Linked DNA regions of Homo sapiens: region 1 is linked to region 2. Evidence: chromatin loops called from intact Hi-C (ENCODE). Cell type or tissue: heart right ventricle. All regions are shown on one strand. Links, peaks and the distances in the headings refer to the core of each region. The heading gives the core; the rest is flanking DNA. Region 1 overlaps SIPA1L1 (signal induced proliferation associated 1 like 1). Region 2 overlaps RGS6 (regulator of G protein signaling 6).

Region 1 (12,680 bases), core at 2,829-10,828, 570 kb after region 2:
GAGAAACTCTACTGTCTGAATTCTATATAATGGGGTTCCATGTGTGATTTAAAAAAAAAAAAAAAAGGCTTCCTGAGCTTTAAGACTGGTTGGGCACCACTGATCTCCTCTGGTCCTCTATCTCACAGTTGAGGAATGGGGCCTGGAGAGGTGGCGTTTTGTTTCATGCCAGTCTCCTGTTCTCTCATTCTTTTCAGTGCCCCTGGCTATTAGTGACATGTGTCACCTGCACTCACAAGAAACTCTTCCTAAATACTGGAGCCACACGAAGCCACCTCCTTTGGTATATACCTGAGAGCACTGGCACTACTGTCTGTTCACTTGTCAGACTGTATGCCACCCTTGGGGAAAATAACGTTATCCTATCTCTGCTTGCCAGTGAGGTTTCTTAGAGTGCTGTAGCTCTGCCACTGTTCTTGAGGTCCTTGCTCTGCTGACAAATGAGCCTGGGAGTGACCCTGCCACTCAATATTAACAAAAACTCATAGGTAGCACTGGCTATCCAGGAAAATCAATGTGGCACATGAGTGGCTTTGGAGTGTCACAGCCCAAAGCTGGCCATGACACCTAGTATCCTGAAGCCTGAGGCAGTGACTCAGAGCCTTGAGCCAGGAGTGGCCTGGAAGACCTCTCAAGGGCATGCCAGCCTTACTGACACAGCAGAGCCTCCATCATTCAGATGACGACTCTCAGAAGACAAAGGGAGCTACTAAGCTGAACTCATCTGAAACTAAACCTGCTCAAATAAGATGAAACTGGAGAGAGAAAACCTGGGCCTATTCCCAGTTCCTGCTTACAGCCTTCTCACTGTGATGGTTTAGCCAGCAGAAGCACTTTCTTCGCGGAGTCTCACAGTAATACAGTCACAACATAAAGAAAGCACACTCCTGTTTCAAATAGGAATGCTAAAGTAATTCATTTTGGAAATAAAAGCCAAGACCTGGAATAAGGACAAAATCAGACATTTGCCTTCAATTATTTCTACTGCATAAGTAAATCAAAAGAATGAAGGCTCTGAGCTTGCCTCTTGCCAAAAATGTTAAACTAGGAGTTGGAAGAAAAACTCCCTTCAGGGCAGGTTTTATTTCCCTTTAACCTCAAAGGAAAAATCTGAAATAATTTTTATTTTGAACTGGTACTTGAACATTTTAATATACCTCTTTGGGTTTTGATGGATAAAGAAAGAAGTTTCAAGCACTGTCTTTCGCAAGGTTGCTAAGGAAACCATTTGTGCCCTGAATGATGAGTCAGAACTGTTAAGTGCTGGCTTATGAGACGGAAATTACAGAAATCAAGAATGGCTACATCTGTACAATGATTTATTAACATAAATCATGTTAACAAATCATTTATTTCTCGACAAAACTCTAAAGTGGTCCTTGGGGGTACATTCAGTTCCTATGAATGTTGATTTTTTAGGTTTAGGGGGTTTATCTGGCCTATCTGGGGAGATGCATGCACACGCACACACACGCTAGCATGGTGCTAGGGAAGCCTGAGGGCGGCAGCCCCACACAGCTGCTCCACCCGCCATGCCTCTTGCACTCTGATCACAGTCTGAAGCTGGTGTGTGGTTTAGGAAATATTCTAGCTTCCATTTCAATCAATTCAATTCTCAAGGTTCTTCTTAAAGCTTTCTAGTCTCTTCAAATAGACTACAAATCATCCACCTAAGAACCTAGAGAACAGAAGACTTCAAAGTTTGCAGCCATGACCTTTCTGGGGGTGCACTCCCTTCTCCTAGGAGACCCAGAAGACCTCAGACAGAAATACCTATACTCAGAGTGACGTAACTTCAGGCCCAGCTCAATAAACACCCATTCCAATCCCCGGGGGCGTGAGACTCCACACTTTATAGAACAAGAAAGGAGAGAGCCTTAAGTGAGTTTCCAAAGGTCTTACAAGCTGAGACGAGTACACAAACCTTTCCATGTGGTCACATAAAGGTCTGGACAACACAAAAACGTACACACTGGACAGGTATTCAGGACTTGGTGCAGAGAGACTGGGTTTTAGAGAAGACATTTACAGTCTGGAATTCTGAGCATAAAATAGAAGGCTTTATGAAGTCAAGAGAGTTTGGAAAGTTCTGAAGGTGTGTGGGTAGACTTAGATTGCTGGATTGAAGCAGCAGCTGTACATTTACTTTTGGGGGTGTGGCAATGAGAGCGACTGTCTATCAGGCAGTTTCTCTGAGTGAAGAGAATACCATATATGGCCAGTAGGTTTGCCAGACAGGGTCAGGAGCAAATGGGGCCATTTCTGAGAAGACGAGGACCCTCTGGACAGAAGACAGTAAAACCCTTATGGAAAACGTTCTAGCTTTCCATAGGAGCCACAGGTGTCTCTGCACAGTTTCCAAGAAGTCATATCACCTAAGTGATGTTCAGGGAATCATGCACTCTGAGCAGGACACAGCAGAAGAATAAACAGCTGTAGGGGTAGGACCAGGTAATAGAAACCATGACTAATGAGATGTGGCTGCAGGGACAGAGCACTGTCAAACACTGTGGACCAGTTATCAGGGAAATGGGATGATAGCAGGAAGTGAGACTTAGTGAAGAGCAGCCAGTAACCAACACTTTCTGGAAAGTGTGACTATGGTTAATAGCCCCATCATGTCTGGCTTGTTTCTAATTGCCATCTACCCTGAGCTCTGTCTTGTACCTTAAAACTCTTCTGTGATTCAGGAGTTGGGCTTTCAAGATCAATTAGTTTCTTTAGATCTTCTTCAATGGTGGACTTGGAGGTTGGCTTAGGAGATGCCCGGAGGTCTCTGGTTGAGGCACGCAGCCTGGTGTGGGCTATTTCATTGCCATCGCTCTGATGACGCCTGGACAAAAAAGGGAAGAGATGATAGATACCAACTCAACAAGGCTGGCTCAAGGGCATGATGGGCTCTAAAGGATGTAAGTCAATATAAGTCAATAGAGAAATATTATGTGGAGAAACAGATAATTACTTCTGTTTATATGCGAATCTACTCATATAAACGCTTACTGAAGAAACAAAACCAATTTGAAACACAAAATAAAATCTGATGAATAAGTCACTCTTTTAAATAAAGCTATTAGTTTTACTAAGCCAAAATTAGCAACAGATTTACTAAACGACCACAGGGTATACATCCAAAATGCAACCTTTGCACAAACGAAAACAAAATAATTGAATGAATCATTTAATTTTTTGATGTACTACCTTGTCAAAAAGTCCTTTATTTTCAGGGGTACTCACTCACTTTGTAATATTCCCTCTGGTGCCTACTGGCCTAGTTAAGAATTACACAGGAAGGCTGTGATTAATATAATCAAAGGGACTAGTATGGTCTTAGCACCAGAGGGGCAATTATTCTGAAGTGTATCCTTCAAACACACTCTTTTCAAGATCTAAGATTCTCAAATCCTAACATTTTGCAATAAATCTTATTTAAGGAATGAGGCAGAGAAATAATTTAAGAAAATATTACTTAGGAAAAAAAATCATAATCCCACCAACAGACCAACTCCTGCCAACCCCCTAGCCCGGCCTCTTTTGTTGTAAGAGATCACGCCAAGCTTTTCTATTCTCTGTCCTGTTAAAAGCAAGCCACCAGCAAGGGAAGGAAAGTAACTCTTACTTTCTCGTGTCCATAAATCCCACGGAGTTTATGGTTCCTTCGGGTTTTTTCCATCCAATCAGGTACTTGCTAGTAGCGCCCTGGCGAGGGTAAAAACTCCTAGGACCAGAGGAGGAGGAGGAAGAGGAGGAGAAGGATGGTGCGAGCTGTGAGGGGGCAGCTGGATGAAGCTCTTCTTTAGGTGAACTCCGGGCACTGGTGAAAACCACTGGGCTGGCAGAGTGTCGGGAGCTCATGGTACTGAGGAGAAGCAGGGCAAAGACATGTGTATCTCAGGATCATTATGTCAGCTATAAAAGTGCTGTCCGGGGTACGGGTGATGGCTGGGTTGAACAACAGTGAATTTTTCATGAACTATTAACAGCGATGCCTGGCTGGCCTTCCTGGCTTTCTCATCATAATTTAAATGTCTGCTCTCAAAGTGACAGATGACCACTAGGGCTTAGTCTGCACTTTAAAAAGTAAAAATACTTAAGACTGTCAGGGACACTTTCAACTTTTTTCACTTTTTTCACATTGGCACCACTGACGTTTGTCACGGAAGTCTGGCAGTGGCAAGAGACAGAAGAAAGAGAAGTAAAAGGTCTACCGTCTCCATGCCTCTGTCTTGCTTTCCTCACAACTAGGGATTGTGGTGATGCTCTCTGGGACCAAGCTGAGGAGGGGAGAGGAGACTCAAGCAGGGCTATGGCTCTTCAGACTCACATCCAAGGCCAAGGGGCACAGTGAGTGCTCCTTCCCCATGGCAGCTGGCATTCCTATTGGCTCTGGAAGCTGCTGGTCGATGTATTTCAAACATCGGTTAAAGATTACAAAACTAGGGCAACATTGGTTAAAGATTACAAAACTAGGGCTGGGCGGGGTGGCTTACGCCTGTAATCCCAGCACTTTGGGAGGCTGAGGCTGGTGGATCATCTGAGGTCATGAGTTCGAAACCAGCCTGACCAACATGGCGAAACCCTGTCTCTACTAAAAATACAAGAATTAGCTGGGCATGGTGGTGTGTGCCTGTAATCCCAACTACTTGGGAGGCTGAGGCAAGAGAATCGCTTGAACCCGGGAGGCAGAAGTTGTGGTGAGCCAAGATCACGCCACTGCACTCCAGCCTAGGTGACAGAGTGAGACTCCATCTCAAAAATAAAAAAGATTATACAACTAAAGTCTGCATGACTAAAGAGTCCAAAACTCTGGGGTTTCAAGAGTTCCAGAGCAGAAAAAGGCAAGATTTTCAAAATAAGGGATGAGAGTTTTAGTTGACTAAAACTCATGTTAAAAGTGGAAGGCCTTTAACTGTAGGATTTTCATACTTCCTGCCCAGTGGTCTCACAGGACCACACTATTTGAGCCTTTCTGAGTTCTCCAGCATGGGGTGAGACCAAAGATGGCTGACTCTTGCTACAACAGACTTTCAGTTATTTTTACTTGAGGTTTAATTAACAGTATGTGGTCCCAAAGCGTTCCTCGATGGCACTTTCATTTGTCAAAAATGAATCGTCCTGACCTAAATAAAGTACAGACTCTAGTTAATAATACTGTATCAATATTGACTTGGGGAGGAAGATAACTGAATAGAACCCTCTAACAACTGTGCCTCCACAGGAACACCAAATTGAACAACTATCCACACAAAAAAGCACCTTCATAAGAATCCAAAATCAGGTGAGTGATCACAATACCTGCTTGTCACATCATATCAAGGGGAAAGAACCACTGAAGAGGGTGGGAAAGATGGTCCTGCATCGCCTATGCTCCCTCCCCCACCCCTGGCACAGCAGCTTGGAGAGAGAATCTGTGCACGTCAGAGAGGGAGAGGGTGTGGGACTTTGCATTGGAACTCACTGCTGGCCTGTTACAGCAGAGCACAACACTGAGCAGAATTCTGCTGGCACCCACGGACAGAGCATTTAGACCAGCTCTGGGCCAGAGGGGAATTCTCAGCCAGAGTGGGAGGAAGCTGAGTCCCAGCTGGTTCTGCCACCAGCTGACCAAGGTGGCCTGGGGCCCTGAATACATATGAGTGGCAGTCAGGCCACAGGGACTGCAGTCCTTGAACAAGCCCCAGAGCTGCACTGGTTTAAGAAGAAGTGGACTTGGGGTGCACATGACCCCATGTGACACCAGCCATGGTGGCCAAGGGAATGCCTACACCACCAGTCCTCCAACTCCAGGCAGGGAAGTTTGGGGAGAGGCTCCTTCCACTTAGGGAAAGGAAAGGAAAGACTACAGAGGGCTTTGTCTTACAACCTGAGTAGCAGCTCATCCACAGGAAAATAAAGCAGGTGGAATCCTGAAGCCCTCGATTCCAGAACTTTGCTCCTGAGTGGCGTTCCAGACCCACCCAGGGCCAGAAGAGAGTCTGCTGCCCTGAAGCGAAAAGCCCAGACCCAGCAGGATTCACCACCTGCTGACTAACCAGCCCCTGGGCCTTGAGTAATCATTGGTGGTAGCCAGACAGCAGTCACCACGGGCCTTGGGTGGGACCCCGTACCGTGCTATCTTCAGGTCTGACCCTGTGCAGTGCCAGCTGTGGTGGCCATGGGAGTGCTTGAATCACCTTCCCCAACTCTAGGCAACCCAGCACAGAGAGAGACTCCTGAGAGGGAAGAGAGAGAGAGAGACATTGCCTAGCAACCCAGAGAATTCTCCCTTATCCTGTCCAAGCCCATCAAAGCAGTGCTTCTTGGAGTTGGTGAGTCAAAGCGTTCCTGGACTTAGGGTGCCCCCTAGTGCTGATACATCTACAGTGACCACAAACTAAGATCACAACAGTCCCATTTGAATACACGGAAAGCCTTTTCCAGAAGGACGGGTACAAACAAGCCCAGGCTGCCAAGATTGGAATAAATACCTAACTCTTCAATGCTCAGACACTGATGAATGTACACAGGCATCAAGAACATCCAGGAAGACATAACCTCATCAAATGAACCAAATAAGGCATCAGTGACCAATCCCAGAGTGACACAGAATTCAGACAGAGAATTCAAAATACCTGTCCTCGAGCAAGTTCAATAAACTTCAAGATATCACATAGAAGGAATTCTGAATTCTATCAAAAATTTAACAAAGAGATCAAAGAGATTGAAATAGTAATTTAAAAATCAAGCAGAATTTCTGGAGTTGAAAAATTCAATTGACAAAGTGAAAAATGTATCAGTTTCTCAACAGCGGAATTGATCAAGCAGAAGGAAGAACTAGTGAGCTCAAGACAGGCTACATGAAAATACACAGTCACAGTAGAAAAAAGAAAAAAGAATAAGAATGAAACATGCCTACAAGAGCTAGAAAATAGCCTCAAAAGGGTAAATTTGTTTTTCTTTTTTTTTTAGACAGTCTCCACCCAGGTTGGAGTGCAGTGGCACTATCTTGGCTCACTGCAACCTCTGCTCCCAGGTTTTCTACTTCAGCCTCCTAAGTAGCTGTGATTACAGGCACCCGCCACCATGCCCAGCTAATTTTTGTATTTTTAGTAGAGACAGAATTTCACGATGTTGGCCAGGATGGTCTCAAACTCCTGACCTCAAGTGATCTGCCAGCCTTGGCCTCCCAAAGTGCTAGGATTACAGGCATGAGCCACCATGCCTGTCCTGTCAAAAGGGTAAATCTAAGAATTATTGGCCCTAAAGAGGATGTAGCGAGAGAAGGAGATCGGGGCACAAAGTTTATTCAAAAGAATAATGAACATTTCCAAACCTGGAGAAAGATATAAATATCCAGGTACAAGAAGGTCACAGAACTCCAAAAAGATCCCACCCAAATAAGACTACTTCAAGGCATATATTAATCAAACTCTCAAAGGTCAAGGATAAAGAAAGGATATCTGAAAGTAGCAAGAAAAAAGAAGCAAATAAAATAAAAGGGAGCTCCAATACATCTGGCAGCAAACTTCCTGGTGGAAACCTTACAGGCCCACAGAGTGGGGGATAACATATTTACAGTGCTGAAGGAATATTGATTCTCAAGCTATAATAAATGTACTACACTAATGTAAGATGATGCCAACACGGGAAACTTGGTGAGGGGTGTATGGGAACTCTATCTTTGCAACTTTTCGGTAAATTTGAAGCTATTTTGATATTAAAAAGTCCCACAATAGGCCAGGTGCAGTGTCTCATGTCTGTAATCCCAGCACTTTGGGGGCCAAGGCAGGCAGATCACCTGAGGTCAGGAATTTGAGACCAGCCTGGCCAACATGATGAAACCCTGTCTCTACTAAAAACACAAAAATAGCTGGGTGTGGTGGTGCACACCTGTAGTCCCAGCTACTTGGGAGGCTAAGCCCAGAGAACTGTTTGAACCTGGGAGGTGGAAGTTGCAGTGAGCCTAGGTCAATAAACACTGGTGCTCAACATCATCGGTTACTAGGAAAATGTAAATTAAAACCACAATGAAGGACCATTACACACCTACCAGAATGGTTACATTAAAAGACTTATAATATCAAGTGCTGGCAAGGATGCGAAGCACTAGAGCTCTCATACACTGCTGGTGGGAGTGCTACTTGTTATGACCACTTCGGAAAACTAGTTCAGAGACCCTACTAAGTTGAACATATGTATATTCTTGACATGGATATTGCATTCCCAGAAACTCAAAAGAAACATATATGTATGTGTACAAAAGGACATGTACAGGAATTCTTAATATTGGCTGGGTGCAGTGGCTCACACCTGTAATGCCAGCATTTTGGGAGGCTGAGACGGGCAGATTACTTGAGCTCAGGAGTTTGAGACCAGCCTGGGCAATATGGCGAACCCTGTTTCCATAAAAAATAAAAAAAATTAGCCAGGTGTGGTGGCATGTGCCTGTAGACCCAGCTACTTGGGGGGCTGAGGTGGGAGGATTGCTTGAGCTCAGGAAGTTGAGGCTGCAGTGAGCCAAGTTCACACCACTATACTCCAGCCTGGGTGACAAAATGAGACTCTATCTCAAAAAAATAAAAAGAAGAGGAAAAAAAAAAGCAAAGATTCTGAATATCCAAAATTGGAAACAATCCAAATGTTCATCAACAGTATAGTGGACAAATGAGCTGCTATATTCTCACACTGTAACTATAACATAGCCATGGAGAAAAGCTAATGTTACCTGCAACACATGGATAAATCTTAGCAACATAATGTTGACTTAAAGACACAGGGCACAAATTAATGCAGATAGTATGATTCTATTTATATTATATAAAGTCCCAAAACAGACAAAATAAGGCTATTATTTTCTTAATTTTTGTTTTTGCTTTTGAGACAGGGTCTTGCTCCATTGCTCAGGCTAGAGTGCAGTGGTGCAATCATAGCTCACTATAGCCTCAGCCTCCTGGGCTTAAGCGATCCTTCCACCTTAGCCCCCCAAGTAGCCAGGACTACAAGTGCTCACTGCCACACCTGGCTTTCACATGTATTCTTAAAAGGATAACTGGTTAAATAAGATCAACCCCGATCCTTGGTTTTATCTATGAACACAATGGGCTGACACTAGCTCCCAGGTGTGAAATGCCAGTGCACTTCTTTTCACTAGTGGTTCTAATTGAGACAGCCCCATTTAATTGATTAGATTTAGGCACAAAGGTTATGAGAGAAACAAATGAACAATTCACTGGTATGGCTTTCTTCTTTAATGCACACAACTCACAGCATGAAGCTGTGCACTTCAGTACACAGGGCCTCTAATTCAGTGGGCCTGTGAGCGTCACCTGGGAGCTCTTCTAAAGCATACTTTCTTGTGTCCCAATCCTAGATATTTAATTTAGTAAAGGAGGAATGATGCCTGGAAGATTAGGTAAAATGTCCTCCAAGTGTTCACACCAACTGAGGCCTACTGCTCACTCTCATCCAGTTGAATTACACACATTGTTATGACGGTCAAAATCCAGTTCCATATTGTCTAGGTGAAGAAGGTGAAGTCGCGGCAGCAGTGTTTCTCAAGCCACAGAACATGGCCACCTGTAGGTACTGATGTAACTGGGGAATCCTGGGCTTGTGTTAGATCTTCCAGAGCCCCAGAAATCTGTATTTTAACACACTTCCAAAGTATTCTCATGTTTTTTTGGGTTGAAGAAATACTGCATTAGCCCCTCAACTCCTCCCACTCTAAAATGAGTCTGTCTCTGGGCACAGCTGTGGGTGGGCTCCTTGCAGCTGACCAACCCACTGGCCTGAGACTGCGTCAAGGGATGTGCACCCATACACTTCACCTAAGAATCTCTGAAGTAGATTAAATTACAATACAACTACCATGAAGCTATCAGCTTCATAATTTTTAAGGGGAGCTGTGTGGCTGGGCTCTTTCATTATCCTGGAAATTTCATGTTAATTTAATAGGCTGCAATTTCATTTTACTCACAGAGAGTTAAATCTTGTCATAGGAATTACGTAAGAAGGGAATGAACCAATAATATCTAACAAAAGGAAAAGAGCATTAGATGTAACAGGAAATAATAACTGCAATATGTTACTTTTCTCAATGTATAAGAAGTGAGTTTAACTGAGTATGGCCAAATTGGAATCACTAGAAATTTACTCAAGTTGTCTCTAAATTCTACATGAAGAAACTACTAACTTTAATTTTTCTATAAGCTATAGGGCATTTCTCCTTTCCTAAAAAGGAACAACCTTAGATTCTGTCTGGTCATGTCAGGATATTAATTTTGAAAAGGAAGAGAGGATACACAAGTACATGATACCCCATATAAAAGAGGTCGGGCGCAGTGGCTCACACCTGTAATCCCAGCACTTTGGGAGGCCGAGGTGGGTGGATCATGAGGTCAGGAAATTGAGACCATCCTGGCCAACAAGGTAAAACCCCGTCTCTACTAAAATACAAGAAATTAGCCGGGCGTGAAGGCATGCACCTGTAGTCCCAGCTACTCGGGAGGCTGAGGCAAGGGAATCACTTGAACCTGGGCGGCAGAGGTTGCAGTGAGCCAAGATCGTGCTACTGCACTCCAGCCTGGCAAGAGAGCCAGACTGTTTCAAAAAGAAGAGAGGTAGTGAGGTCACCGAGGATCTGGGACAGCCTGAATCTGTCCAAACTTCTCATCTTGACCTGATGCTCAAATGAAACCATGGATCACGTGTACAGCAACCTGGTGATTTTACATTCCCAGCTGTGGCGAAGCTTTATAGGAGGGGATGCTAGATGACCAATCTGCAAAAAAGATGCTACTCTCAGCGGGTGCTGCTTTAAGGAGGACCTACATCTATTTGCTGACTTTGCCAAGCGATGAGCCACACAGGATTGGGAAGCCTGAATGTCATCAGTCAAGGCCCAGAGTGCTGAACCTATGAGGCCTGGGGAGACCACTGTGAATTCCTGCATCGTCACTGAGATCATCATATCCTGTGAAAAACATCTGCCAGCCACTGTCTGTGTTGTAGAAAGCTGCTGATGGGAAAACTTGGAGTCATCTACTATTTAGGAATGGCAAGGGGGTTTTAGACAAGCTTGGCCTGCTAAAGATGGTATTTTCAGGAAGCAGAGAGAAGCAATTAGTCACCTGTCAAATGGCTGTGGCAAAATCTGGGCAATGGCTGAATGCTGGTCTAATACCAAGGAGAGGAGAGCTGATCGGGTTTCCTGTGATTGCTTGTACAAATAACAAGCCTTTGGGTGACAGATAATGTGGAGGATAATGATTAAGGAGGACTCCTCCCACTGTGTTCAGCACTAGCCAGTTCTGTACTCTATCCAATAGAGTACCGTACGGAACACAATTTAGAAGACACTAATTCCAAAGGACTGGGGGAAAACAAGTGAAGTAGGGATGATTAAGTTGACAAAGAAGATATCCAAGTGACTGCAGTAAAGAAAAATTGTCCATCTATAAAAGGCAGAAATTTAACAGTATAAGGGCATATTAATACATACAGCATAGGGAAATGAGTGGCCAGCTATATGCAGCAGTAGAAGCCTCAGGGATCACCGTGGACCACAAGCTGAAAAGCCTGTAACGCTAAGCTATTTAATAAGGGGCTAACAAGATATCTATGAACATTATCATTTTATTGGGCATAGCTGAGAAGAGTGTCATGTCCAAGTTTTGCATCTAAAAAGGATAAAGAAAACAAAGCCAGATGCTTGAGAAGAGAAAATATGATTATAGGATGAAACACACAAAGTGTAGTTATAAGAGCTGTGGGAGATACCTGCTTGTTAAAAGAAAAGTCACTAGAAAATTGTTAAGGCAGGTGATGAAGAGCTTACAAAAGGAAATGACAAAAAACCTTTGGTCTTAAAATGACATTTACAGTTTGCAATACATTTGATAATCTTTTTTATTTTCAACAGACATGTAAAAACAGCCATTTAGTAGGTGGAACAGGATTTTGGTTTGGTGGTACTAGGCTATGCTAATGTGTATGACATGGCACATTACCAGCTGCAGGCTTTATCCATTAGCCACTGAGTTTCTGACCTGCTGTCTATTGTGTAGAATCTGAACAAGCTGACTGCTGAAATGCAGTTTGCTGGCCAGTGAACTGAAAGATGCAATAGTAAGCCATCTTCATTTGTCACCATGTGCTTGTATCTGTTTAATTTGTGCACCTTAAAATCCTATGGTGTATTCCATGGCCAATATGCCATCTCCTAGATTACAGATGAGGGACAAGCCAGGTGAAATGGTACAACTGGCCACAGGCCACATAGCTGACCAATGGTAGAACTGAGACTTGAACCAGGGTCTCAGGCTCCAAATCTATTTTCCTTATGTTCCTCTCCCAACTTGCCTGGGGGTAGAGAGCTATACCAAATTTTCCTTCTTTCTTTTTTTGCAAATGACCACGTTATAGTCAATAATCTATATCCAATAACTAGGTTAAGGCAAGCAGGGCCAACACATGTTCTCAGAATCTTAGATGTCAAAAATCTTCATGTTTAGAAAACACTCAGCTCATAAAAAGACATTTATTCTCTCTTAATTGTGTATTTGAGCTGTAGCTAGAGGAATGGAATTAAATATTGAAAAGGGAGAGGACTTATTATATACTGAAATTATTTAGAAAAGTTGTGTGGGCCAGGCTCAGTGGCTCATGCCGGTAATTCCTGCACTATGGGAGGCCAAGGTGAGAGG
Region 2 (12,680 bases), core at 2,230-10,229:
GGAGGCTGAGGCAGGAGAATGGGGTGAACCCGGGAGGCGGAGCTTGCAGTGAGCTGAGATGGCACCATTGCACTCCAGCCTGGGCGACAGAGCGAGACTCTGTCTCAGAGGGGGGGAAAAAAAAAAAAAAAAAAAAAAAAGAACATTAATGACAATATCTCTCATTAACACAAACACAAAAATCATTAGCAAAACATTAAAAACTCAAATGTATCCACACATACATAATAATAATAATATATCACGGCCAAGTGAAGTTTAACCCTGGAATGAAAGGCTGTTTAACATCCTAAAATTAGTCAATATAATTCAACATATTAATAGATTAAAAGGAGAAAAACCAAATGGCCATCTAAATAGATGCAGAAAAAGCATTTTAAAAAGCATTCATAATAAAAACTCTCCATAAGAAAGAAAAAACTTCCCTCACTATAATACTCTAGTAAATTAAAATTTTATCCCACCATAATGTAGTTCTTGACCGATGTCAGCTATAAAATCATCTGCAAGACAGAACAGGAAATGACCAGTATGTAATATTAAGTAATATTTTACAAGGCTATAATTAATCAAAGATATAAATAAACTAAAACAAATTAGCAAACCTGGTAGATACATAAAATTCTATAATCTTCAAAAAAAAACCTTCTACATAAAGAATTCATCAATGTAACATGTTAAAATACTATTTAAAATAGCTTCCCAAAACAGAAAGTACTTAGGAATAATTTTAATGAAAGGTATGTGAGATATATACTGAAAACCTCAAAATACTGTTGAGAGAAATTAAAGAAGATCTAAATAAATAATATATACCGAGAATGATGATTTCCAATTTCATCCATGTCCCTGGAAATCATCATTCTCAGTAAACTATCGCAAGAACAAAAAACCAAACACCGTATATTCTCACTCATAGGTGGGAATTGAACAATGAGATCACCTGGACACATGAAGGGGAATACCACACTCTGGGGACTGTGGTGGGGTGGGGGGAGGGGGGAGGGATAGCATTGGGAGATATACCTAAGGCTAGATGACGAGTTAGTGGGTGCAGCGCACCAGCATGGCACATGTATACATATGTAACTAACCTGCACAATGTGCACATGTACCCTAAAACTTAAAGTATAAAAAAAAAATAATAATAATAATAATATATACCATGTTTAAGGATTAGAAAACTCAATATTCTTAAGATGTTGGTTCTTTTCAAGTTTATCTAATGACTTAATAGATCTCAATTAAAATTTCTGAAGACGTTTTGTAGAAATCGATAAGCTGATTCTAAAATTTATACAGAAATGCAAAGGACCTAGAATAGCCCAAACATTCTTGAAATAGAAGAACAAAGTTGAAGGACTTACTCTATCTAATTTCATGATTAACTATAAACATACAAATCAAGAGTGTGGTTTTAGTGAAATAAAATAGAAACAGAACAATGAAATAAAACTGAAAGCCCAAAAGTAGCCCTACATATATATGGCCAAATCAATTTCAACAAAGATATCAAAGCAATTCAATTGAAAAAGAAACATCTTTTCAAGAAATTGAGCTGGAATGACTAGATAGCCATGTGGAAAAAGAAAAGAACTTTGAATCTTACCACATATTGTATATAAAAATTAACTCAAGATGAATCATAGACATAAATGTATAACTTAAAAGTATAAATATTCTAGAAGAAAATATAAGATAAATCTTTGTGACTTTGAGGAAGGCAAGATTCCTTCAAACACAGAACGCAATAACCATAAGAGAAAAATATCCATAAATTTAACTGCAAAATTTAAAACTCATTATCAAAAGACAATCTCAATAAAATAAGCAAACTACAGATTGGGAGAAAATATTTCCCAGACCTGTATCTTACAAAGAACTCCTACAATTTAACAATAAAAAGACAACACAATTTTTTAAAGGGCAAACATCTGAATAGACATTTGACAAAAGATAGGTGAATAGCCAATAAGCACTTAGAAAAGGCAATCAACATTATTACAGAGAAATGCAAATTAAAACTACATGAGAAACACACCAAATAGAATAGCTGAAATTTTAAAGGCTGATAATATTAAGTGTTGGCAAGGATGTGGAACAATCAGAATGCTCATATATTGCATGGATGTGTAAAATGGATAATTGTGAAAACTCTGATAGTTTTTTTCTTAAAAGATATGCATCACTCTTATCACTCAGCAATTCTACTCCTAGGCATTTATCCTAGAGAAATGAGAATATATGTCCACAAAAAGCCTTGAACAAGGCTTTTCATGGCAGCTTTTAGACATTCCAAGTGTCCATAAACAGGAGAATGGATAAACTGGCATATTCATTCACACAATGGAACACTACTCAGGCATAAAAAGGAAAAAGGTATGGCCATATGCTGCAACATGGATAAATCTCAAAAATATTATGCTAAGTGAAACAAAGTAGACACAAAAGAGTACATATGGTATGATTCCATTTATACAAAGTCCTAGAATAGAACCAAGTGTGGTGATAGACATCACATCTGTGATTGCTTCTGGGTGGGAAAGATTTATTGGGAAGGGGAATAAGAGAACTTTCCCGCATGATGGAAATGTTGTTGATTTTGGTAGAGCTGTGGGTTACGTAAGTATAGTCAACACAGATCAAACTGTGTACTTAAAAGCTATGTATTTCACTGTATGTAAATGTACCTCAAAACAAACAAATAACTGAAACAAACTTCTATCCAGATCTTTAAATGCACAGCTGATGTGCTATTTCATTCACATGGTAACAAACGCTAATAGCAGTTTCCTTTGTGTAGTTATTTTTATTTACTCTCTTCCCACTGGCTGCTTAAATCCAATAGAATGTCAAATATTAATATTATATTAAGCCTTACAATTCTATATTACCCTATATAAAAACATCCTAAATATATATAAGCAACCAAAGACTTTCAGGTAGGGGAACTGAAAAGGAAAGGGTGTTTTATACCAACAAAACCTGGTAAAAAATGTTGTCACCTAAGATTATTTTATTTCATTTTGCCTCCGTTGTTTCATATCTCCCCTCTCTCTCTCCCTCCTATGCAGTGATGAGATCAGTGGCTCCAAACTGGGTCCTGGGGGAGTCTCAGCAGCTCTCTCTGGGCCAGCCGGATCTGGGGAGGGGGTTACTGAGGGCACTCCTTGTCTTTCCTCTCCAGCTGCACCAGAGCACTCTCCCTTTTTCACAGTTGCGTATACTGGAGTTCTAGATAAGATTTTATTTGAACAAAGGGTTCTTTTTTTTTTTTTTTTGAGACGGAGTCTCGCTCTGTCGCCCAGGCTGGAGTGCAGTGGCGGGATCTCGGCTCACTGCAAGCTCCGCCTCCCGGGTTCACGCCATTCTCCTGCCTCAGCCTCCCAAGTAGCTGGGACTACAGGCGCCCGCCACTACGCCCGGCTAATTTTTTGTATTTTTAGTAGAGACGGGGTTTCACCGTTTTAGCCGGGATGGTCTCGATCTCCTGACCTCGTGATCCGCCCGCCTCGGCCTCCCAAAGTGCTGGGATTACAGGCGTGAGCCACCGCGCCCGGCCTGAACAAAGGGTTCTGATGTTAAAATGCATGCAAAAGCATACCAAGTTTCCTCCTAATTTTATTATTCTACCATTCTAAGATGGAGAGTGGTGGCTGCTATGGTTTGGATATGTGTCCCCACCCAAATCTCATTTTAGTTGTAATCCCCCATGTTGGAGATAGGGCCTGGTAAGAGGTGATTGGATCATAGTGGTGGATCCTTCGTGAACGGTTTAGCACCACCCCTTTGGTGCTGTTCTCATGATAGAGTTCTCACGAGATCTGGTTCTTTAACAGTGTGTGATAGCTCCCCTCTCTCCCTCCCTCCTGCCCTGGCCATGTGAAGTGCTGCTCCTCCTTTCACCTTCAGCCACCATTCTAAGTTTTCCCAAGGCCTCCCCAGAAGCCAAGCAGATGCCACCATGCTTCCTGCACAGCCTCCAGCAACATGAGCCCAATTAAACCTCGTTTCTTTATAAATTACCCAGCATTAGGTATTTCTTTACAGCAATGTGAGAATGGACTCATACAGTGGCCTAAATCACATTTTTGGACAGAACAAACTTCATAAAGGGACTATGGCTTTGGTAATAATATCCAACAAGCCCCCTAACCAATAAACTCACCTTCTTTGGGGTTCCTCTTACCTGGGGCACTTTCCCAGTCTACATCTCTGTTGGAATTGCTCCCACCACCTACTCCCAGTCTGTAGATGTGGGCTAAGGCAGCCATGTTTGAACCATGTGGCTTTAGTCATTTCAATAACAGCCATTGGGATCAAAGGTAACCCTTATCCTAATACAGGAAAATCAGGTCCCTCTTCCTCCCACTTATGCAAACCATGTTAAGTACCCTAATCCATTAGGAAATGTGCTTATTCTGGTTGGAGACAGCCTGTGAACAAATGGTACCTCTGTCTGAATTACAAAAAGGACCTCTTGTGGTGGAAGGCGTGGAGAAGCAGAGCATGGGTTGTATTTCAGGTCCCACTTGCCCCCTTGGCTAGGCACTGTCACACAGGACACAGCCCGCATATCCATCAGCAGTACCCCTGCAATAGCTTAGCCCAGGGATTGGCAAACGAGGGTCTGTGGGCCAAATTCAGCCTGTCCCGTTTCCACAAGTAAGTTTACTAGAACAGAGCCATGCCCATTTGTTTACTATTATTTGTGGCTACTTTGGTGCTATAAGAGCAGAGTTGAATAGTTGCTACAGAGACTATACGGTTTGCAAAGCCTAAAATATTTATTAACTGGCCTTGGCTTAGCCCATGTCTGATATTCATTTTCTTCAGGTCCATACTCCAAAATAATGAAATGAGTCTACTGCTGAGTACAGAATATAGCACCAACTATTGGAGCTGAAAGGGTGCTACTGACTACTTGGTCGGCATTTGCTTTTAAATAAAATGCAATGCTGGATCCTATGGATTCTAAGAATATATGGATCCTATGGATTCTAAGAATATATGGAATTTTGTTTCTATTTAAGAGAAATGGATGGGGAGGAAGGAAGGAGGAGAGAGGAAGTGGGAAAGCGGAAAGGGGAGGGGGGAAGAGAGGGAGAGGGAGAGAGAAAACAAACACTAGCCCATCCGAAGAACTTTTCAAAACCTCACCCCATCACAATTTGAAGAACATCCTGCACCTCGAATTGTTCTACATTTTTTGCAAACAGACCTCATCTGTTGCTTTACTATTTTTCTGTGCTGTCTCAGCAATCTTCAACATGCAGAGGGACTATGAATAATAACTGGAGATGAAACACAATTATCTTGAACTTGTTACATGATAATGGCAAAGAATGAACCAAAATAGACAGATGGGAGGTTCTGACGGGAATACCCAGTAAGAACACCCCCTTGGATATAACTGGACGCAGATTTTTTGTTTAGAGTTTCTTTAAGAGGGGTCAAAGAAACTAACTAGCACAGAGTGATGTTTTGGCTTTTTTTGGTTTCTGTTTTGGCAGAGGAGCGGTTAGAAAGGGATGAAATTCTTAGATATGCAGAATAATCACAATACAAATATATCCAGGGAAAAGTCAGTAGCCTTCAGGGATGAGAAAGAGCCTCACATGTGAGATCAAGAGCTGTTGGAAAAGTGATGCGTTCAGAAAATGTAACATTGTTCTTAATCCATCAGCCCATGTCAAGGTCCCTGTGTCATCCATGCCAGGACAGCTCTGGGCCAGTTCAGGAGGTGGTGAGATTTCAATTCCTCATGCACCTTTACAAAGAAATCTCTCAAGAGGGCAAGAGGCCCTCCTTCCAGGGGATGCACTGGTCCACTTTTTATGCTCTTAAGAAACTATACATCAGTAACATCTTGCTTATGTGAAGAAAACTTTGGGTTCAGTTCATCTTGCAGAAAGAATTACTCAAGGAGAACAAGAGCAGGTCAGGCCTGCAGAACCCTGCAGTTTTGAAAATACCCAGTAGAGGGCATTGTTAAAACAGTCTGACGGGAAAATAGAAGTTTAACAGACTAGAGAAAAGAAAGGGTTGTTTTGTCATCAGGACCAACTCATTTCCCTCTAGTCTGCAGATATGAGTAATTCTAAGTCTATGGGATTTCTCAGCCGTTTTTAATTCCATCGTTCACTTGCCTTGGTTCGACCTGAATTTCTCCTGTCCAGCCAGAGTCTCCTCTGTCCTTGGCAGTGAGAGAAGCGACTGTCACTTCTGGCTGTGTGTGATCAGCGAAATGGAGCGTTGTGATACACCAGATACAGGTTCCAGCCACTGTGCCAGAAGAGAGGGGAGGAGAACAAACGACAGCTGGAGTTGACCATACAGGGGTGTCAAGTCTACGCTTGTGACTCAAACATGTAGCTTATTAAATAAAATGTTTGATGCCCTGGGAAAACCAGTACACTGGGGAAGGCAGGCTCTGCGGCTGTCAGTGTGAGAATTCTCCACCCGGGGCCTCTTCTGCTTAGGACAGTCTGGATCACACGGCTCCCTACCGTGTTACTGTGTTCATGTCTCTTAGGCTTGGCTTCCTCTGGAGTGTGCTGTGTGACGCCAGATTTTTAAACACGTATTGGCATGCACATATCTATCTGGACGTTTGTGTCCCACTATTTCAGGGTTAATAATGGGATGCACTTTGAGGCCTTATTTTGAAAAGGGACCAGCTCTAAAGGAGAAAAAGCATCTGTTCTTTCTTTTAGTAACTTTCTATTGCGCTCAGTACTTTGCCCAGTACACAAGTACGCTCGGTAACTATACTGACGTGCTCGGCCCTTTCTTTTTTTAAAAATTTGCTATTGTGATGTGATGAGGACCCTAAAAGAAAACCTTTCTTTGAGCATGATTTTAGCCAGGCTTGTCCTTTCCATCTTTAGAAATGCTACTCTGCTCTATCTTTCTAGGTATATCTTTCTAGCCCATCAGAAAGTCTGGCTTGCTGTTCTCAATTCAACAAACACTTTTCAACACTGGCTTTGTTCAAAGAACTTGATTAGGTACTGTGAGGTTACAGAGATGAATAAGACAGAGATCAAGCCCTTGAAGAGTTTAAATTCAGCAGGGAGTAAAGCCATATGGACTAGTGTAATAAAGAACAGAACAAAATATGTGCAGCAATGCTGTAGAGGACAAGCACTTCAGGAGTGTTAGGAAAAGAATAATGTAGTCTTCCTGGAGAGTGAAGGAGGTGGATTTGAACCCAGCCATGAAGAACTAATAGAATTTCCTTAGGTGGGAAAAGAAAAAGGACAGTCTGGTTGAAATGATGGCATGGGGATGCTGGGTATTTGAGGGACATATAACTATGGAGAGTGGCTTGCCTATGAAGCTCACGGAAGCAGATGGGGATGGAGACGGACGCAGAGAGGTCACCAAGGAGCTTGAATGCCATCTAAGGGCTTGAAGTTAATAGCCTAGGGAATGACGAGTTGAAACATCGGAGCCTGAGAGATCAAGCAGAAGGATCTAGGTATAGCCTGGCCCCAGGGATGTGGAGAGTGTGAACTGGAGCACAGGCAGGGAAAAGAGTGTAGAGTTGAGAGGCATGGTGATCATCTGGCGGGAGCAGAAGCCAGAGGGATACTCACTCCACCTGTTCTTCCAGAGCTTTGCCTCTTGAGAGTCTGGATCCCTAGATTCTGCATAGTGAGTGAAAGAACCTGCATTTCAAAGAACTCAGATTCAAACCTTGTTGCCCTTGGCACAGAGTTGACAGCTACAAACAATTCAACCCAGCCATGAAGGGTGTTGCTGGTGAGAGTAGCAGCTTTTAATTAATCCGTGTGAGGCTCTGCTAACATAGGTGCAAATTGAGCACTTCCTTTAAGAATCCCTAATGAGGACCAGTTTCTAATTAAGCGCATTTTCTTCCACTATATGCCTAGTTTCTTCCTTGCTTCTGCAGCAATAGAAGCCACACTGACTTATCAGCAACAGATGATTCTTGAAATCAATCCCCAAAAGTGTCAACTAGAAGAAGGGGGTCCCATGAAGCCAAGAACTTCTTAAAGTCCGAGACTCAATAAAGGGGTTTACTCACCAAGGACCCATTTCGAGGGACTTCCAAAATACCTTAAATGGAAGCTGTGGAGAGGAAGGAAGCTGAGGAAGGAAGAGGGCTGGCAGAAGGTCAGAAGAAAAACTGCCATCTGCTAGGTGTGAAGCTATCGAAAACATGCCGGGAAGTCTTTTGAGAGGAGGGAGGGCAGAATGCAAAGTGCCTGAAAAACCTGTGACCTAGCAAAGGTGGACCAGGGAGGTGATATGAAAATGGGAAGGATGTCAACCTCTTGAGAATGAGCCCAAACACTGAATAGGGTTTATGCAGCATACTGGGTGTAACGCTTGAACTCGGAGATCAGTCCAGTCCTAAGGGCCTTTATGTGCTGCAGAATTCTTTGCGATAAAATCTCGATTTCTTTATTTTATGAGAGATTGATCGTCCTAGGATTTCTCTATTCTGTTTTTCTTATTTATGATTCACCATGCCAAAATGAACTTTTCATTCTCTTTTGAATGGAAAGTTCTATCTGTCTTGATAGTGAAGAATAAACACATTTTAAATGCCAATTTTCTTCATGCTTAATTTTTTCTAATCCAATCTGAGAAGTGACAGGGAAAACAACAGTTCTGACAAGGAGAGACCAATAACTTTCAGCAAATCCATTAATTAGGGTCATGTTTACACTTCTTGACATTGACTAAACATCTGCCTAGATTTTCTTAGTTTATAAAGTCATAACCACCTGTCCACATGAGATAATGTACTCTATTTAAGTTTTGTAAGTATGTGAGAACTGTGGGCTTCTATCTTCTGTGGGAAGAGAGATTTAGCTCTATAAAGAATGCTGGATGTAGAGTCAGAAGACCTGGGCTGAATTTCACCTTTGACATTTGATAGCAGAGAGGTATCGGGCAGGTAACCTGTGTTTCAGCATTTGAAAAAGGTAGTAGTAACTACCTCCCAGCGTGAACATGAGGTTCTATGATAATAGGCATTGAGTAATTCAACAATAATGTCCTGAGGAACTTTTGCTAAGAGCAGGGGTGGGGAATGCCACTTAGCTGTGTTGCTCAGGAAGCAGCGTGGCTTTCGTGATTCTGTGAAATGGGCAATTCATGGACACAGATTGGGTTCCAAGCAATAAGGGGCTCATCCTGACAATAAGCTTTCAATACCACAGGAAAACGGGGAGGGGGAGAGAGAGTGAGAGAGAGAGAGAGAGAGAAAGAAAGAAAATAAGAATGAATGAATGAATGCTAACTTTGTAGGGAGAACATGGGAGACAAAGAAAATAGAGAGGGAGAGCATGCAGGTTAGGAGATACGGCCTCAGCTACCACTTTTCAGTAAGTAACCAGACAGTAAAGGAAATACAAAGATGAGGATCTACCGTGGACTATTTCCTGAGCTGCTGATTAAGGGTTAATACCATTTCATAGGTAGGGAAAGTTCAAAGACTGTTATCAGAAACTATATCATCCTTTCTAGTTTATTGTAGACATGTTGTATATGCATTGTTAGTAATTCTCATTTCTAAATTTGGGTTTCGTGGCTCTGCAGAGCCCTTTGCCATCTTCTATGCCATTTCAAGGACTCCCCTTGGTACTGGCATTTATAAACATCCAGGCCAAGTGAACCTTACCTAAGTCTTAGAATCAAGGTTCAGGTACTCAGAGTGAGCAGGAAAACTGTTGCCCTTTAAAAAATCTACATAAGATGTTTCTGACAGGGTGAGAAATTCATGACAAGATCATGCCAACGCACCTCCTTCAAGGGGACAGCTCTCTGGAGGACAATCTTCCTCATGCTTCTTAGACCTCTGAGCCTTCTAATGTGCCCGGCCTTCTTTCCCCTAAGCCTCACTCCTCAATTCATTCTCTAAATCTCATTGGCCCTCAATGTTCACTGTCACCCACCATTCCATACTAGGCTTGCCCCTACTGGTCAACATACATCTAGTTTCCCCAGAATGTGACTTTGACCTCCCTCCAGCCTGTGCTATCATCTTTCCTCTTTAACCTGGCAAACTCTGACAGACTACTTAGCTTATTCTTCTTCCATCCCAGTCAAACCAATGCAGCCTTCTTCCCTGCTACCTGTGGGGGTAGCCCCCTAGCCAAACTGTCCTAGTATTGAGGGCTGCACCTGGTCAAATGTAAAGTTTCCAGCACTGGATCCCTTCCATTCAGTAGTATTATGGAGTAAATTTCAGTATTATGGTGATATTCCAGAAGCCATTCCACCAGGATAATTAGAAGAGTCTTAAAAGTAAGAACTGAGTTTTCTAGTACCTTTTGAGGGACAATTCTTGACTTACTAAATTACCTATATACAATATTTCCATTATGGATTCACTGGCAAATTCTACCAAATATTTTTTTAAAACACCAATCCTTCCCAAAGTCTTAAAAAAATAACTGAAGGAGAGAAAGCACTTCCAAACTCATTTTATAAGGCCAGTATTACCTTGACACCAAAGTCAAAACAAAGACACTACAAGAAAAGAAAACTATAGGCGAATATCCCTGATGAACATAGATGTAAAAAGTCTCACCTATCTAGAAAACAGAATTCCATAGCACATTAAAAGTACCATACACCATGACCAAGTGGGATTTATTTCTGGGATCTGATGATAGTTTGACATATGCAAATCAATTGATATAATATACATTAACAGAATGAAGGACAAAAATCACACAATCATCTCAATAGATGCAGAGAAAGCATCTGACCTTCCAAGATAAAACTCTCAACAAACTAGGTATAGAAGGAATTTACCTCAATATAAAAAAGTTGGCTGGGCGTGGTGGCTCATGCCTGTAATCCCAACACTTTGGGAGGCCAAGGCGGGCAGATCACCTGAGGTCGGGAGTTTGAGACCAGCCTGGCCAACATGGTGAAACTCCGTCTCTACTAAAAATACAAAAAATTAGCCAGGCATGGTGGCACATGCCTATAGTCCCAGCTACTTGGGAGGCTGAGGCAGGAGAATCACTTGAACTGGGGAGGCGGAGGCTGCAGTAAGTCTAGATCACGCCACTGCACTCCAGCCTGGGTGACAGAGTGAGACTCTGTCTCAAAAAAATAAATAAAAATAAAAAAGGTCACATATGACAATCCCGCAGTTAACATTATACTAACGAAAAATAAAAGCTTTTCTTCTAAGATCAAGAATAAGATAATGATGCCCACTGTCACCACTTACTTTCAACATACTACTGAAAGTCCTAATCCGAGCAATTAGGCAAGAAAAAGAAATCCAAACAGGAAAGAAAGAAGTAAGAATATCTCTGTTTGCAGATGACATGATATTATATGCAGTAAACCCTAAAGACTCAACACAAAAACTGTTAGAACTAATAAATAAATTCAGTGAAATATCAGGAAACAAAATCAACATACAAAAATTAGTTGCATTTCCCTGTACTAAGACTGAACTATCTGAAAAGGAAATTAAGAAAACAATCCTGGTCAGGTGTGGTAGTTTGCACCTGGGAGGCCAGCACTTTGGGAGGCCAAGGTGGGTGGATCACCTGAGGTCAGGAGTTTGAGACCAGCCTGGCCAACATGGTGAAACCCCGTCTCTACTAAAAACACAAAAATTAGGCAAGTGTGGTGGCACATGCCTATAATCCCAGCTACTTGGGAGGCTGAGGCAGAAGAATTGCTTGAACCTGAGAGGTGGAGATTGCAGTGAGCCGAGATTGTGCCACTGCACTCCAGCCTGGGCAACAGAGTGAAAGAAGGGAGGGAAGGGGAGGGGAGGGGAGGGGTCCTATTTCCAATAGCAGCAAAAAGAATAAAATACCTAGGATAAACTTAACCAAGAAGGTTTAAGATTATTCACTGAAACTGAGGCAACATCAATGAAATAAATTAAAGAAAACATAAAAAATGGAAAGATACCCTGTGTTTGTGGACTAGAAGACAATATTGCTAAAATATCTATACTACCCAAAGTGATCTACAGGCTCCATGCTTTCCCCATCAAAATCCCAAGGGCATTTTTTACAGAAATAGAAAAAAAAAATACTAAAATTCTCATGGAACCACAAAAGACCCCAAAAAGCCAAAGCAATCTTGAGAAAGAAGAACAAAAATGGATGCATCACACTTCCTGATTTCAAAATATATAACGAACCTAGAGTAATCAAAATAGTATGTTACTGGCGTAAAGACAGACATATAGATCAATGGAACAGAAGAGACAGTGGAGCAATAAATTCATGCATATACAGTCAACTGATCTTCAACAAGCGTGCCAAGAATATACAATGGAGAAAGGTTAGTCCCTTGATAAATTATGCTGCAAAAAATGAATACTTATATGCAAAAGAATGAAATTGAATGCTTACTTTATACCATATAAAAATCAACTCAAAGTAAGTTAAAGACTTAAATGTAAGACCTGAAACTATAAAATTCCTAGAATAAAACATGGGGCAAAACTTTATGATATTGGTCTCTGCAATGATTTCTTGGATGTGACACCAAAAACATAGGCAACAAAAGCAAAAATAGGCAAGTGGGACTACATCAAATTAAAAAGCTCTGTGCAGCAAAGGAAACAATCAACAGAGTGAAAAGGCAGCCTATGAAATGGGATAAAATATTCACAAACCACATATCTGACAAGGGTTTAATACCTAAGAGATATAAGG

Evidence for each region. Hi-C counts contacts between places; a loop is a spot of excess contacts. Peaks named below come from ENCODE experiments on the same cell type or tissue, not always from the same donor. Only the 100,000 strongest peaks of a DNase experiment are listed, where the experiment ranks them.
Region 1: a loop joins it to region 2, with 8 times the contacts of the local background. A loop is called at or near these places in 7 of 110 quality-filtered maps.

Annotation. Positions count from the first base shown.
Region 1 is chr14:71,714,823-71,727,502 of GRCh38, reverse strand. It overlaps SIPA1L1 (signal induced proliferation associated 1 like 1), which reads right to left. Exons shown (of 24, transcript NM_001386936.1): 18 at 3,617-3,856; 19 at 2,668-2,833. Among named protein-coding and RNA genes, the nearest start is that of RGS6, 210 kb to the left of the region's middle. In heart right ventricle, for the core only: a CTCF peak has its summit at 6,351 (motif pointing left); a DNase peak (open chromatin) is centred at 6,303.
Region 2 is chr14:72,285,892-72,298,571 of GRCh38, reverse strand. The region is part of intron 2 of RGS6 (regulator of G protein signaling 6); the gene reads right to left. Among named protein-coding and RNA genes, the nearest start is that of MIR7843, 220 kb to the left of the region's middle. In heart right ventricle, for the core only: CTCF peaks have their summits at 5,769 and 5,971 (motif pointing right); a DNase peak (open chromatin) is centred at 6,331; H3K4me3 peaks cover 508 bases; H3K27ac peaks cover 428 bases.